Linked DNA regions of Homo sapiens: region 2 is linked to region 1. A link is a contact called in ENCODE Hi-C or POLR2A ChIA-PET data. All regions are on one chromosome and are shown on one strand. The core of a region is the stretch at or near the end of the contact, and the rest is flanking DNA. Distances in the headings are between cores, read along the strand shown.

What was found. Hi-C counts contacts between places; a loop is a spot of excess contacts on that map. ChIA-PET counts read pairs that join two places held with the same protein, here RNA polymerase II (POLR2A). Pooled maps may share reads with other maps.
Region 2: a loop to region 1 is called in a pooled map, with 2.3 times the contacts of the local background. The contact joins the enhancer-like site here to the promoter of LINC02245 in region 1. A Hi-C loop is called at or near these places in 6 of 37 single-sample maps with no recorded cell type and 4 of 50 pooled maps. POLR2A ChIA-PET finds 5 or more read pairs at or near these places in 3 of 52 experiments (OCI-LY7, T-cell and naive thymus-derived CD8-positive, alpha-beta T cell).

What each region holds. Positions count from the first base shown.
Region 1 is chr2:64,930,775-64,937,253 of GRCh38, reverse strand. It overlaps LINC02245 (long intergenic non-protein coding RNA 2245), which reads left to right and starts at 4,807. Exons shown (of 3, transcript NR_036586.1): 1 at 4,807-4,909. RefSeq lists enhancers at 3,993-4,142, 4,183-4,252, 4,293-4,432.
Region 2 is chr2:65,369,328-65,375,764 of GRCh38, reverse strand. The region is part of intron 1 of SPRED2 (sprouty related EVH1 domain containing 2); the gene reads left to right. Among named protein-coding and RNA genes, the nearest start is that of SPRED2, 60 kb to the left of the region's middle. Within about 2 kb of position 4,871, at least 5 of the 41 ENCODE cell types and tissues checked have a DNase peak (open chromatin) inside an H3K27ac peak, as active enhancers do; they include OCI-LY7, where a contact is called at or near this core.

The DNA.
Region 1 (6,479 bases), core at 3,558-6,057:
GTTGTCTGCTACCCCAGGTGATGTCACCTGGAATGTAAGAGAAATATGCAGAGTGGGAAAGCTGGCCACTGACTTACTGGCTTATCCTTAGAGTGGTCACCATTGACTTACAGGGACAACCTCAGTGTAGCTAAGTCTCATCTTATTTGGCTGTGTCCTCCTTCAGGCCCCTCACTTCCAGCACTCCTCGCACCTTCCTCTGTTGTCCATACAAGAAACTGGCTTCAGGACTTTCTGGCCAAGTGTGTGTGTTTGCACAGAATGCTGAATCCAACTCCCAGGTGCCCAGAGAAGTCAGGACTGGGCTGCTCCTTGCAGACTTTTTGTGAGAGGCTCCAAGCTGCCCTTCCTGGCTAGCAGGCTCTTCTGGAGAAAGGATGTTTACCTTTCACAGGTGAGGGCAGAACTCATTGCCACCTTTTGTTGTAAGTTTCTAAAGACACATGCTGCATGAATGTCTTAATGTCCTGCCCTAAGAAAAGTTTTCCATGCGGACAGGTACCCACCTGTGCTTTTGTGGAAGAGGATATATATTTTTTAATTGAGATATAATTCACATACCATAAAACCATCTTTTAAAAATGTACGAATCAGAGGGGTTTTTAAAAGTATATCCATGGAGTTCTGTAACTATCACCATGAATTCCAGAACATTTTCATTACCCCATAAAGAAACCCCACACCCTTTAGCCATTACTCCCTAATTCCTGATCCCACAGCACTAGCCCCCAGCAAACAACCTTCTGTCTCTGTGGACCTGCCTATTCTGGACGTTTCATATAAATGGAGTCATGCAACATGGGAACATTTGTTTCCGGCTTCTTTCACTTAGCATAATGTTTTCAAGATTCATCCGTATTCTAGCTTGTGTTATTCTTTTTATGGCCAAATAATATTCCATTGCATGGATGTATCACATTTTGTTTAACCATTCATCAGTTGATGGACATTTGAGTTGTTTTTTTTTCTGTTTGGCTATTACGGATAATTCTTCCATGAACTTTCATATGTGAGTTTTTGTGTGGAAACGTTTTCATTTCTCTTGGGTACATACTTAGGAGTGGAAGTGCTGGGCTATACTATATGGTATGTTAATCTGTTTTGCATTGCTATAAAGAAATACCTGAGGCTGGGTAATTTATAAAGAAAAGAGGTTTATTTGGCCCACAGTTCTGCAGTCTATACAAGCATAGCACTGGCATCTGCTCAGCTTCTGGTGAGGCCTCAGGAAGCTTTTACTCATGGCAGAAGGTGGAGGGGGAGCAGGTATGTCACATGGTGAGACAGTGAGCAGGAGAGACGAGGAGGTGCCAGGCTGTTTTTTAGCAAACAGATCTTGCCTTAACTAATAGAGTGAGAACTTGCCCATTACCATGGGGAGGGTACCAAGCAATTCATGAGGGATCCGCCCCCATGACCCAAACGCCTCCCACCAGGCCCCACCTCCAACACCAGGATCAAATTTCAACATGAGATTTGCAAGGAACAAACATCCAAACTATATCATATGATAACTCTAAGCTTAACTGCTGAAGGAACTGCCAGACTGTTTGTCAAAACTTCTTCATGATTTTACATTCTCCCAGCAGCGTATGAGGGTTCAACTTTCTCCATATCCTCGCCAACACCTGTTATTGTCTGTCTTTTTCATTGTGGCCATCCTAGTAGATATGAAGTGGTATCTCATTGTGGTTTTGATTGATGATGTTATTTTACAAGAATATGTCTGAATGGTACTCATGAGAGCTGTCTCCAAATATCTGAGGGCTTATTAGTTCTAAGGGGGGACTTATAAGTTGCTATGGTTGTGGGCCCAAAGTTGGAAGACTCTGCTCATCAAAAGGAGGCACCAATCACACAGCAAGTCAGCACCTCATGTGTGTTCAGCACTGTTGAAGTTAAACCATTAGGCTCGTACTTTGCGTCAGGCTTCTTGCTAAGTCCCAGGGATCTAATAAATCCCAAGCTCCTGGCAATCCTAGGATGGCTGCCTTGTTATCCCCATTTTAGGAATAAGGAAACCGAGGCTCCTCTAGGTTAAATCACTTGGCCAAGGTCACACTGAATAGGTCTGGGTTTGGACCCAGTTCTGCTAGACTCTAAACCCAGTGCACTTAGCCATTACACTCTACTATTGTGAAGGATATGGAAGCATAACATGTGAGGCTTGGTTTCAAACAGTTCAGTTGTAGGCACAAACCTAAAATGCATGAAATAGTGATGAATTAGAGGAAAACAGTGGATTATTAATTACTGAGGTATGGGGTGGTACCATTCTTGGAGGGAGCAGGAGTTTGTGTCAGTTAGCATTGACTAGATTATGTATCAGTAACAGATAATCCCAATATTATAGTGGCTTAAAGGAACAAAGATTTATTTCTCATGCTGCATGTCCGTTAGGAGTCCACAAGGAGGCTGTGCTTGTCAGAGTCACTCAGAGTGATGTCAAGATATCACTCAGAGTCACTCAAGCTGATGGAGCTTCCCTGCCTCCATTGTTGCTGGTTGCTTTGCCAGAATGAGCAAGATGAATGAATCTTGCACTAGCTCCTGTCTGGCAGTGACACACCTCAGTTCCATTCACCTTCGCTCACCAATGCAAATGATGTGGCCACACCCAACTTCAAGGGGGGAGGAAGTATAATCTTTCCATGTTCCAGGTGGAGTACTAAAAACACTTGGTGGACTACACCAACAACCGCCACCGAGTTTGTAGACAGAATCATGTAGGACTTGTGGGTATTGAGCACCAGTTCAAGCCAAGGGCAAAATGAAGTCTCCATTTTTACACAGAAGAATCTAGGCCTGCAAATAAACAGGTCAGTGAACTATCCACTAGGAAACTCACTGGAATACAAGAACATTTATTCATTACTCTAGAAACACCAAGAGATGGTGCCCCATGCATGGACAAGCAGGGACCACCTTGGTTCCACCTTCCTGCGGAACAGTCGTCTATCAGCTTGCATGGTATTCTTTCCTTAATGTGACATCTTCATATGAAAAAGCCCTTGTTTTCAGCAGCAACCCAGTTAGGTCTCTTTGGTTATTTTTGCATTGTGTACCTCCCATCACACGTTAGGGTTGGACAAAGATCCAGGAAGCCAGGCTTGGAAGAGAGGCTGTCTGAGTCTTGACCTACCTGCTGCTGCCTGGAGAGGCAGGGCTCCCCTACAACATCCAGCCTGCTCTCCTGGTTGACCAGCACTCCCTGGGAAAGGTTAGTGGCATACACACAGCCCTGGGCAGCAAAGTAGAGACTGAATTGAAACAGATACTAACTAAAATAAGACCTGCCCATTATTGTATCGATCTGTGCTTTTCAGCTTTTTAAAAACAATTTCTTCTTCAGATCGACATACAAGTCTCAAAGGTCATCCCTGACCCAAGGTTCTGATACATGAAGAAGCATCTCTCTTGTCTGTGTGTCCCCACTTGCCATGAGTATTTTTTTTTTTTTTGAGATGGAGTCTTGCTCTGTCACCAGGCTGGAGTGCAGTGGTGCGATCTCGGCTCACTGCAATCTCTGCCTCTCAGGTTCAAGCGATTCCCCTGCCTCAGCCTCTCGAGTAGCTGGGACTATAGGCGTGTGCCACCACACCCAGCTAATTTTTGTATTTTTAGTAGAGTCAGGGTTTCACCATGTTGGCCAGGATGATCTCACTCTCTTGACCTCGTGATCCACCCATCTTGGCCTCCCAAAGGGCTGGGATTATAGGCATGAGCCACTGCAACCAGCCAAGAGTATTTTATTGAATTTTACTTTCTATACTTTTGTCAGAAAATAAAAATTTCCAAATATAAAATTGTTATTATTTATAATTATTAATTATATTAAAATTGAATCTTCCTTTTAAAAACACTCATGTTCCTGTGAACCAGCAAGTACATCACTCCCTTGGGCTAGAGCCCCCAGTTGAGACTCGATGAACTCCAGCAGAGACTCTGACGAAGGAGTGACACAGTGTGTTGGGTCAGAGAGAAATGTGAAGCCCAGCAAACATATGTTCAAATCCAGATGCCACCATTCGGTGAACATGCACCCCGAGCAACTTTCCAGGGCTTACTTTCTTTGTCTATAAAATGGGAACAACAGGTACAGTACCATCTAGTCCATGGGGGTCACCAGAAGAAACTAGAAGATGTAACACACAAGGAACATTTAGAAGCAAGCATGTAACAAACACTCAGCAAATGGCGACTACATTATAACTTGTCCAGCCAAATAGATATGACCAGTGGTAACACGGAACTGAGAATTTTCACAATGTACTATTTTTACATCTTAATTTCTTTGGGCTTCTCTGCTTCCTCTTTTTAAAAAAGCTTACCACCCACTTGTTATTCTGGAGGGGGATGAACATAGATAAAAAGAGAGTTTAAGAACTCTTCATGGAAAGATAGCCAAACCACTAAAATACTATTTCAACAGAGGAGGTCACAGAATGGTGGAATGGTAGATCTGTAGGACTAAAGGAGACCTCAGATTTGTCACTCTTATCTGACTCATGAAACTGAGACCCAGAGAGGTGAAAGGGTGTGCTCGGTCCGGTAGCTGTGTTGCAGACTATGTGAATGGCACCTCTTGGTGTCATGCAATGCATAACAACCACCTGTGCAGCCTCATGGCCCTGCACAACCTCCTGACCACAGCGATGGAATAAAGTGGTCCAGTCAGGGGCATTTTCAGCCTCTGGGGATGTTGATATAGTAACTCCTCCTCTTTTCCCATACCCTGAAAAAATGCAGCCCAAGAAGCTGCCGATGCTCTTACAGCTGTGAGGGGAGGGGCTGCCCGAGGAGAGAGGTAACCTAGAGTTGAGAGATGGAGGAAGAGATACAGAATCTGGATGGCTATGCTCTGATCCTGTAATCCGACTATGCCTGAATGTGGATCTACCTTCCAAAGGTAGGGTGCTTTTCGTTTGTTTGAGCCATCTGGTGTCAGATGTTCTGTCACTTACTACCTTGTTATAATTAATAGAGGAGCTCAAAGAGCTATAAATATCTAAGGAGGAAGAGTTCAGGTTGCAAAGCCTTCCTAGACAAGGTTGCTTCAAAGGAAGGTCTGAAAGGAAGAATGGGAGGCAGGCAGGCTGCAAAGGGAGAGAAAATTCAGGGAAGGAGAAGACCAGGAACAGAGGCCTGAGATATGAGAGCCTGGTACTATGGACTGGATGCTTGTGGCTCCCCCCTTCCCCCTAATCGACTTGTTGAAGCCCAGTCCCCATTGTGATGGCATTAGGTGGTGTGGCCTCTGGAAAGTAATTAGGCCATGAGGGTGAATCCCTCATGAATGGGATTAGTGTCTTCATGAAAAGACAGGAGAGAGCTTGCTTTCTATCCTCTCTGCCATGTGAGGACACAACGAGAGAATGGTCATCTGCAAACGAGGAAGAGGTCCCTTACCAGAGCCGACCATGCTGGCGCCCTGATCTGACTTCCCGGCCTCTAGAACAGTGAGAAATAAATCTCTGTTGTCTAAGCCACCCAGTATATAGTCATTTATAACAGCACAGAGTGACTGAGACACCTGGGGTGGGGGTGTTTGGGGAATCATATTTAATTAAGCCTATTTGGTTAGAGTGTTGGATATCCAAAGCAGGTAACGGGGGTTAGGATTAAAGATGTAGGTTCCTACCAGTCTGTGAGTTTGTTCTTTTGTATTTTGGATAATAATTCAGCAAGAGAGGAGGGATGAGAATGAAAGGAGAGAACTGGTTGCGAGACTATTGGTAATTTTTGAAGTATGAGAGTCCATGGCTTCTAAGGTGACCAACTGTTCTGATTTGCCCGGGACTGAGGAATTTCCCAGGATGTGGGACTTTCAGTGCTAAAACTGAACAGTTCCATGCAAATGGGGATGATTGAACACCCTGAAACATCACCCAAACCATAAAGGAAGATATTGATAGATTTCATTCCATAAAAAATAACATGTGAATGAAAAAACAGAAAATAGTCTGAATGCATCTAAACTGTTTTTCTCTAGAAAAAAATTAAAATAAATGACTATCTCTTTGGGACTCAAGCCATTTAGTGACATTGCCCTTCATTTCCTGATTGCCAGTATCCAACCTCCTTGTGCCTGAACCCCATCAGTACTAGGAGCCCTGTCGCCTATGAATTCCCAAGTTCCTACATCTCACTTTAGCCAAAATCATCCATGTTTGCAGCACTCTCTTGCCTGTCATGGCCCTCCAACCTCCTGGAGCCCTCTGACTCCTCCATTGTTGCTCTTTCTTTCTTCTGTCTTCCTTCTCTAGCTAGTCAAGATCACCTAATCAGTCACTTCAAATAACTTGGTCGATATCATACCCTGTGGTCCTCTGCACTTGGCAAAATTCTGGACTCCAGATCAATTCCACGATCTATTCACCTTCTGCACAAAGGATGTGGAAAAACCGCAGATGAATTCTCAACTGCAGACCAATGCTTCTTTATATTCTTCTCTCCCACTTCCCACACAACTTTGAGCC
Region 2 (6,437 bases), core at 3,622-6,121, 440 kb before region 1:
GTGAGAATGAACCTTGTTTAAAAGTTTAAAAGTGTTCTGAAAAATGAAATTCAAGGACACTTGGGATCTATTCTCGGCTCTGCCACAAATGTACCTTTTCTATTTTATTCTGGTTTGTGCATTACTATTAGGTTTCTACCTACAAAATAGGTAGAGCCCACATTGACTGTCCATTCCCCCTACTGTTTCGTCTTAGCCAGCTGACACTTACTTTAATGAAACTTGAGAGCTGTCCTTTTAATGCCAGCTAAATGAAGAGAGTGGGTAAGCCCTCCTCCTTTGGCCCTTTTCTTCCTTGAATGAGGACTACGTGAGTACTATTATGAGGATGAGTGCTGGTCAGTTGAGATTTGATCAGGGACTTGTCATCTCCCCTACAGATCTCTGTCCCTTTTGAATAGGGCTATACACACAGTGGAAATCACATGTGGTCACAGCTACCTGAGACCGGCATACAAGCCTTCGCCTCTTCCTCCAGTGCTGGGAAGAGTTAATGTTCCTGTGATGGAGTGCCAGTTGAAGTCATTGACTGGCATTTAAGAGCCATGTTGACACATGAGTATGTGCTGCAACTTTAAATGCTTGAGGCACATCAGGGGTGGCAAGGCACGTGGGCAGGGGCCCCCAAGTCTCAGCCAACTCCAGGGTATGTGTTCTTCAGAGGAAGGGCCTCTACTCTCTAAATGTTCTCAGGCTCTTGCTGAGTGTGCGTTGTTCAATTGGAAAGGGTAACTGTGCACCTATGAGACACCCCTGTAAAACACTCATCTGCCACACACAGCAAGCTTCTTTTCTTGGTGAGGTGCTTTGGATACCCGCTTCTCTCCCCTCTCCCAGCAAGCTGTATTAGGCTCACTCTTGGGGATACCTGAGAGGAGGAGATACTCGAAACAAGTTGGGTGCTCTCCACACATGCCTCCCCTATGCAGAATGCAGGTAAGCCATGGGCAGGAAGTTGGGCCCCAAGTCAGTCGTCTGTAAGCTTTATCTGATAGTTTCCCATCTATTAACCAGTGAGCCCTGACTCACCTTCACTGGCCTATTTTTAAAATTTCTGTTAGAGCTGAAATGTTTGTGGCAGAGCCAGGAAGAATTTTCAAGTATTTAGTAACTTTGGCTGCCCTGCTGGTGATTTATTTAACCTGCCACCTGAGAATTCTCATCCAGGTAAATATCCTAGATGTGATCATCTACTTTTCTTATTCTGGAATCATGAGAAACCAGAAAGTTAACTGTGACAGAATTTTGGGATTTGTTTTAGTTAGGTAGCTAATTCTTAGTAAGGAACAATGAGTTTAGAATCTGAATTTAGAATCTTAGTAATGAACAATGAATTTAGAATTTAGAACAATGAATTTAGAATCAGGCCCAGTTCTGGCTCCTGCAGTTAAATTTGTACAAGGAACTTGATCAACAGCTGTAATTTTCTCTTCCATCAAGTGTGCTTGGTCTGGACCTAGGTATTTCTGAAGTCCAGTTTAGAATTCCAGGCAGCTCTTCTAGTTCTGTAGTTAATGTCTAAGGTTCATAAGGTGTGAACCCCATAAATTATTTATTTGCCCCTCTGGGAAGCTGAACGAAAGCAGAAGAAAATAAAATCTTGCTAAGCCCTGTGCACAATCTCTTTTGTTTTTATCAGGAATGAATAAATAGAAAAACGGGAATGTTATTTTCCAGTAATTTTTTAAATGGATCTCAGTGGCGAAAAGTACGTTAAGTTAGCAAACGTGCCTCACATACTGTGGATGCCTGTAAGACTCTTACATTCGTCTGCCTAGATGTATTTCAGGTGAATGTTTTTCTTTGCATTTGCTAAATTTTCTGTAGTGAATTTATCACTTTTTGTAATGAAGAAAAAAATACACATCACAGAAGTTTGCTGTTGTCATTTCCTCCCCTCATGTAATCCTTATCTCTACCCCCTGTAGAAGCCAATAAAAGATAATCTGTGTTTGTTGAATGAATGAAGAAACCCAGTCTACCGTGGGTTTACCATGTGCCAAATGCAGAGCTACAAAAGGAAAAATGAAAAAGAAAAGACCTAGAGAATCTCAAGTCCAGTGGCAAAGATGACATGCAAGTCATAGCAAAATGCTGTAATTGTGGCACCAATTGCCATGAAGACAGAAGAGATTGTGCTATAGACTCTGTCTCCCCATCTTGGGTCTTTGTTTGGGATAAAAGTCCAGTGTAATTCTAAAACTCAGTGTTTGCATATTACATAACCATAGCTAATATTGACATTAGCTGCTGCTGTTGACTAATGTTTGTTTGTAAGGAAAAGTGAGTTCTAGCTTTGGGGTAAGATCCACATCCTTTTGGACTGGTGTGTGAGTTTGGTGTGGTCTCTTAGATCCAGCATCAGGGACATAGCTTTCCTCCCAATCCATTGGTCTTGATCCACCAACAGTGCCCAGCTTTCTTTCCACTCCCCTCTTCTTTATGGGGTACTTTTATTGTTAGGCAGTTTTCTCATTTCGCTGTGTTGGAGCTTCAGGTACTAAACTAGTTTAAACCCTGCATTTTCTAGACAAGGAATTTGAAGCACAAAGAAGTTAAGTGACTCTACCTCAGGTTGTATAACTAGTGGCAAAGCTAGGCCAAAGCTACTGCCTCTCAATAGAATAAATTTGCAAGATTTCTAACTCCATTAATTATGGGCTGTTTACCTAGGAGAATGATTAAAAAGTATTGTTGAAAGTTCTTAGAAGACATTTCCATGTCCACAGCTGTATAGGCATCTGACAAACAGATAGCTTCCATGTGAAAGGTTTACTTAGCTAGGAAGCTGTCTTGGATAAGTTTTTTGTGGCCAGCATCAAGGTGAGTAATAGATTTCTCTGCTTAAGACTATTCTTAGAATTTTACAGAGCAGCTTCAGGTCTAATTCTGGCTTAGAGGTAGGGAAACAGCAGAATGGGTTGAGTTGGCCTGAGTGGCAGATTTGGGTCTAGCATGCTTAGTCCGGTTAATGATCCTCTTGGTGCAAGTGCTCCTTAAGGAATAGGTCATTCAACTTTAAGCTGATTTCAAGCTCAGACCTCATTGTTCAGCCTGTCAGTTGCTAAATACATTAAATGGTCACTCCTTAACTCCCTTTATCTCATTTCCAGGACTTGAGTTAACCCAATCCCTTGAACTTCAAATTCCACTTCTAGATCTAGACTTGGTCTGTTTGCAACCAGGTCTGAAGCCAGGCCTTGTCCTGGTTGGTCCTCAACACTCTTTTGCCAGGCTTTAAGGGGAAACTGGTCTCCTCTCATAGACACCTGGCCTCCCATCAGCCACATAATCAGCACCCTGAATGCCGCAACCATTCCCTTTTCATTGCTAATCAAGCCCCCGGCTCTTCCCATACTTTCCCAGAGTGACTTTCCCATATTTCTAATGTATTTTGGATTCTTCCTCTCTCATCAGGCCTGCTGCATTTGTTTAACATACTGTGCAGGAGAAACTCAGACTATCTAGACAAAGCCTGCCGACTAATCCAGCCCTGATTTTCCCTCCACACAGTCCAGGAACAGAATTTACGGGTGTGATAATAGAACCCTATGGAGCACCCCACACAGAGTGGGCTTTGGGAGAATGTGAGTTCCCTTTGCCTTTCCCTAAAGAAACCTGGGCTGAAACCACAGTCCTAGCTCTGAAAGATCCTTACATTATAGAGCCTTTTTTTTTTCTTTCTTTCTTTTTTGAGACAGTCTCGCTCTGTCTTCCAGGCAGGAGTGCAGTGGTGCGATCTCTGTTCACTGCAACCTCTGCTTCCCGGGCTCAAACGATTCTCCTGCCTCAGCCTCCCAAGTAGCTGGGATTACAGGCATCCACCACACCCGGATAATTTTTGTATTTTTAGTAGAGACGGGCTTTCACCATGTTAGCCAAGCTCATTTCAAACTCCTGAACTCAAATGATCTGCCTGCCCCGGCCTCCCAAAGTGCTGGGATTAGAGGCGTGAGCCACCGCGCCCGGTTGAGCCTCTTACTTTTTTTTTTCAATCTACTTGGCATAATAGCCCATATGCATTTCATCTGCGAGAGCCAGGTCTTCTGGCTCTGGCCAAGCTGAACATCCCCAAATTAACCCTGAGCTTTGGAGAGAGCTTTATTTTACCCCCTCTGCCAGCCCGTTACACTTTAAGAAACATAGCTGAAAACTGACTTAGCTTCAAGTAAGATTTGTCACTGTGTGTACTGAAGGCCCGGCTCTACTAGGTAACAATAGAAATCATCTGCCTCCGCCGCCTCCTTGACCAGCCTTCATCATTCTCATCAGTATTTAACATAGACATTTCTCTATTGGATTGACTTCTCAAAGATGTTGATATTTTCCAGTAAGGCAGCAAGTGACCACCAGAAAGACACTGTGTATATCTAAGTACACCCCAGTTTAATCTGTTCAAACAGCTGGCTGAGGCTTCTTTTTTCAAGAGAACATAACTGAAGGCAGTTAGAATGGTTTCTTTTGTGCAAATTTCCCCTCCCAGAGACCAGTCCCAGGAGTTCCTTCAACTGCATTATCCATTAATGCTGTGGATTCATTTCCCCCAAATAAACAAGTTTTCCTGCCAAAAAAAATATTCAGTATGATTGGATGCGGGGATATGTCTTGGGACCTGATTTTGAGGCACGTTCTTCATTTTTCTGGGTTGGCCCTCATTTTCCTTACTGAGCTCTTACGGGCAGCGACAGGGTGGCTGTAGCCCTCATTTCTGAAGGCCCTCACTGCCTTGTTAATCCTGTGTGTGGCTATTCAGCCCCCTTGAAAGCATCCTTCATTTCTGTTTGCTTAGTTTCCTGCATGCCTCTTCCAGATCATCTTTCACCTCTTGCTTCAACCTCTGGGGACATGTGTGGTTTCTACATAATGCACAAATGTGACTTCGGGGGAGGGGAGGATGGCTGTGGACTCATACACTTCAGCTGGAATCACTGGACTCTGAAATAGGGGAGGTCCTTTCTGAATGGGCTGGTCAGGAAAGAGGGGAGATGGAAAGACCAACAGGCAACCTCAGGCACTGTAGATTTCCCCTCCTACCGCAAGACAGAAAGCTGTGTATGTGTTTTGCATTATAAGGAAAGTGTGAACTACAGATCCTGTGGACCAAATCACTATAAATAACACTCTTGTATCTGATTCTAAATTGGGACATTGAGGAGAATAAGGGACCAACAACCAACATTTCTGTAGGAAAAAGATCTGGTTCTTTATTCACCCAAATGTTGATCACTGGGGGTCAACGAATTTTCTCTATGAAAGTTAGATGGTAAATATTTTCAGCTTTGGGGACCGTATGGTTTCTGTCACAGCTGCTCAGTCCTGCCTTTGTAGCTCTCAAGCAGCCATAGACAGCATATAAACACTCGAATGTGTGGCTGGCCATAATTTGCCCACCTCTGAGAGAGTCTAAATTCATAAAATTTACTAATAATCATTGTCGTTGTTCACATAAATTGATGAGTGTTCTGTATGTGGCCAGGCTCTATGCTAAGTACTTGTTGCGAATGGTCGCATTTATACCATTCAAAACAATTCTGTAAGATTATTAATAGTATTGTACCCATCTTACAGGTAAGGAAGCAGAGGCTTAGAGAAGTTAAATAACATTAAGTGTAGGCAAGGTTGAATTTGGAACAAGTAAATTTCACTCCAAACTCATGCTTTATACCACTACACAATACAGTCAGCCTACAGTACCTGCATCATTGATATCCGCATTTTCTTTTAGATCCTGACATAAGCCAGTATTTGGACTTAAGTTATATACATATATAGCTAAAGTTTTGCTGTATAGTTACAGCTAGTTTTGCTTCTTACCTGCCGAGGATCAGTGCTAGGAAATGAATACATGAAGTCCTGGAGAGCTCAGAGGCAGAAGACATATATGTCCAGGCTGCTTTCCAGGTTCTAAGACCCTGTGCTCTGAAAATAGTGAGGTGGAGCCAGGCCTTCAGCAAGCTATACTACTCCTTGGAATGGCCTCACCCAGGCCCAGCACTGGCATGAGCTGCCAAGCCATTGCACACAGGTGCAGGCTCCTCAGCTGCTGGTGGCACAGAGCAGCTTCTGCTGTTTCCCTACCTCTAAGCCAGAATTAGACCTGAAGCTGCTCTGTGGTCAGGGGAGACTAGAAATTGCATAATTAAGTTGTTTTCTAAATAGTGGTATCATTAGCATGCAAGTCGACCAAACAGAAATGTCTGTTAAAGATGGTAGGAACCATGTTTTGATGCCTTTGTTGTTATAATGAGTAAAATGTGTTCTGAAGAAAACTTAGAGTAAAAGTAAAAGATCAGGGGAAAAGTATCGCATATGCTATCACCACCAAAGTTCTTTCTTCAGGCTTATTGGGATGGTAGTGGGGGTTGGGGGTGGGGATTCTGTGGTCAAATAAATTTGGAAAATGCAAGCCTAGAAAAACTTGAACAATATTCTCAGGG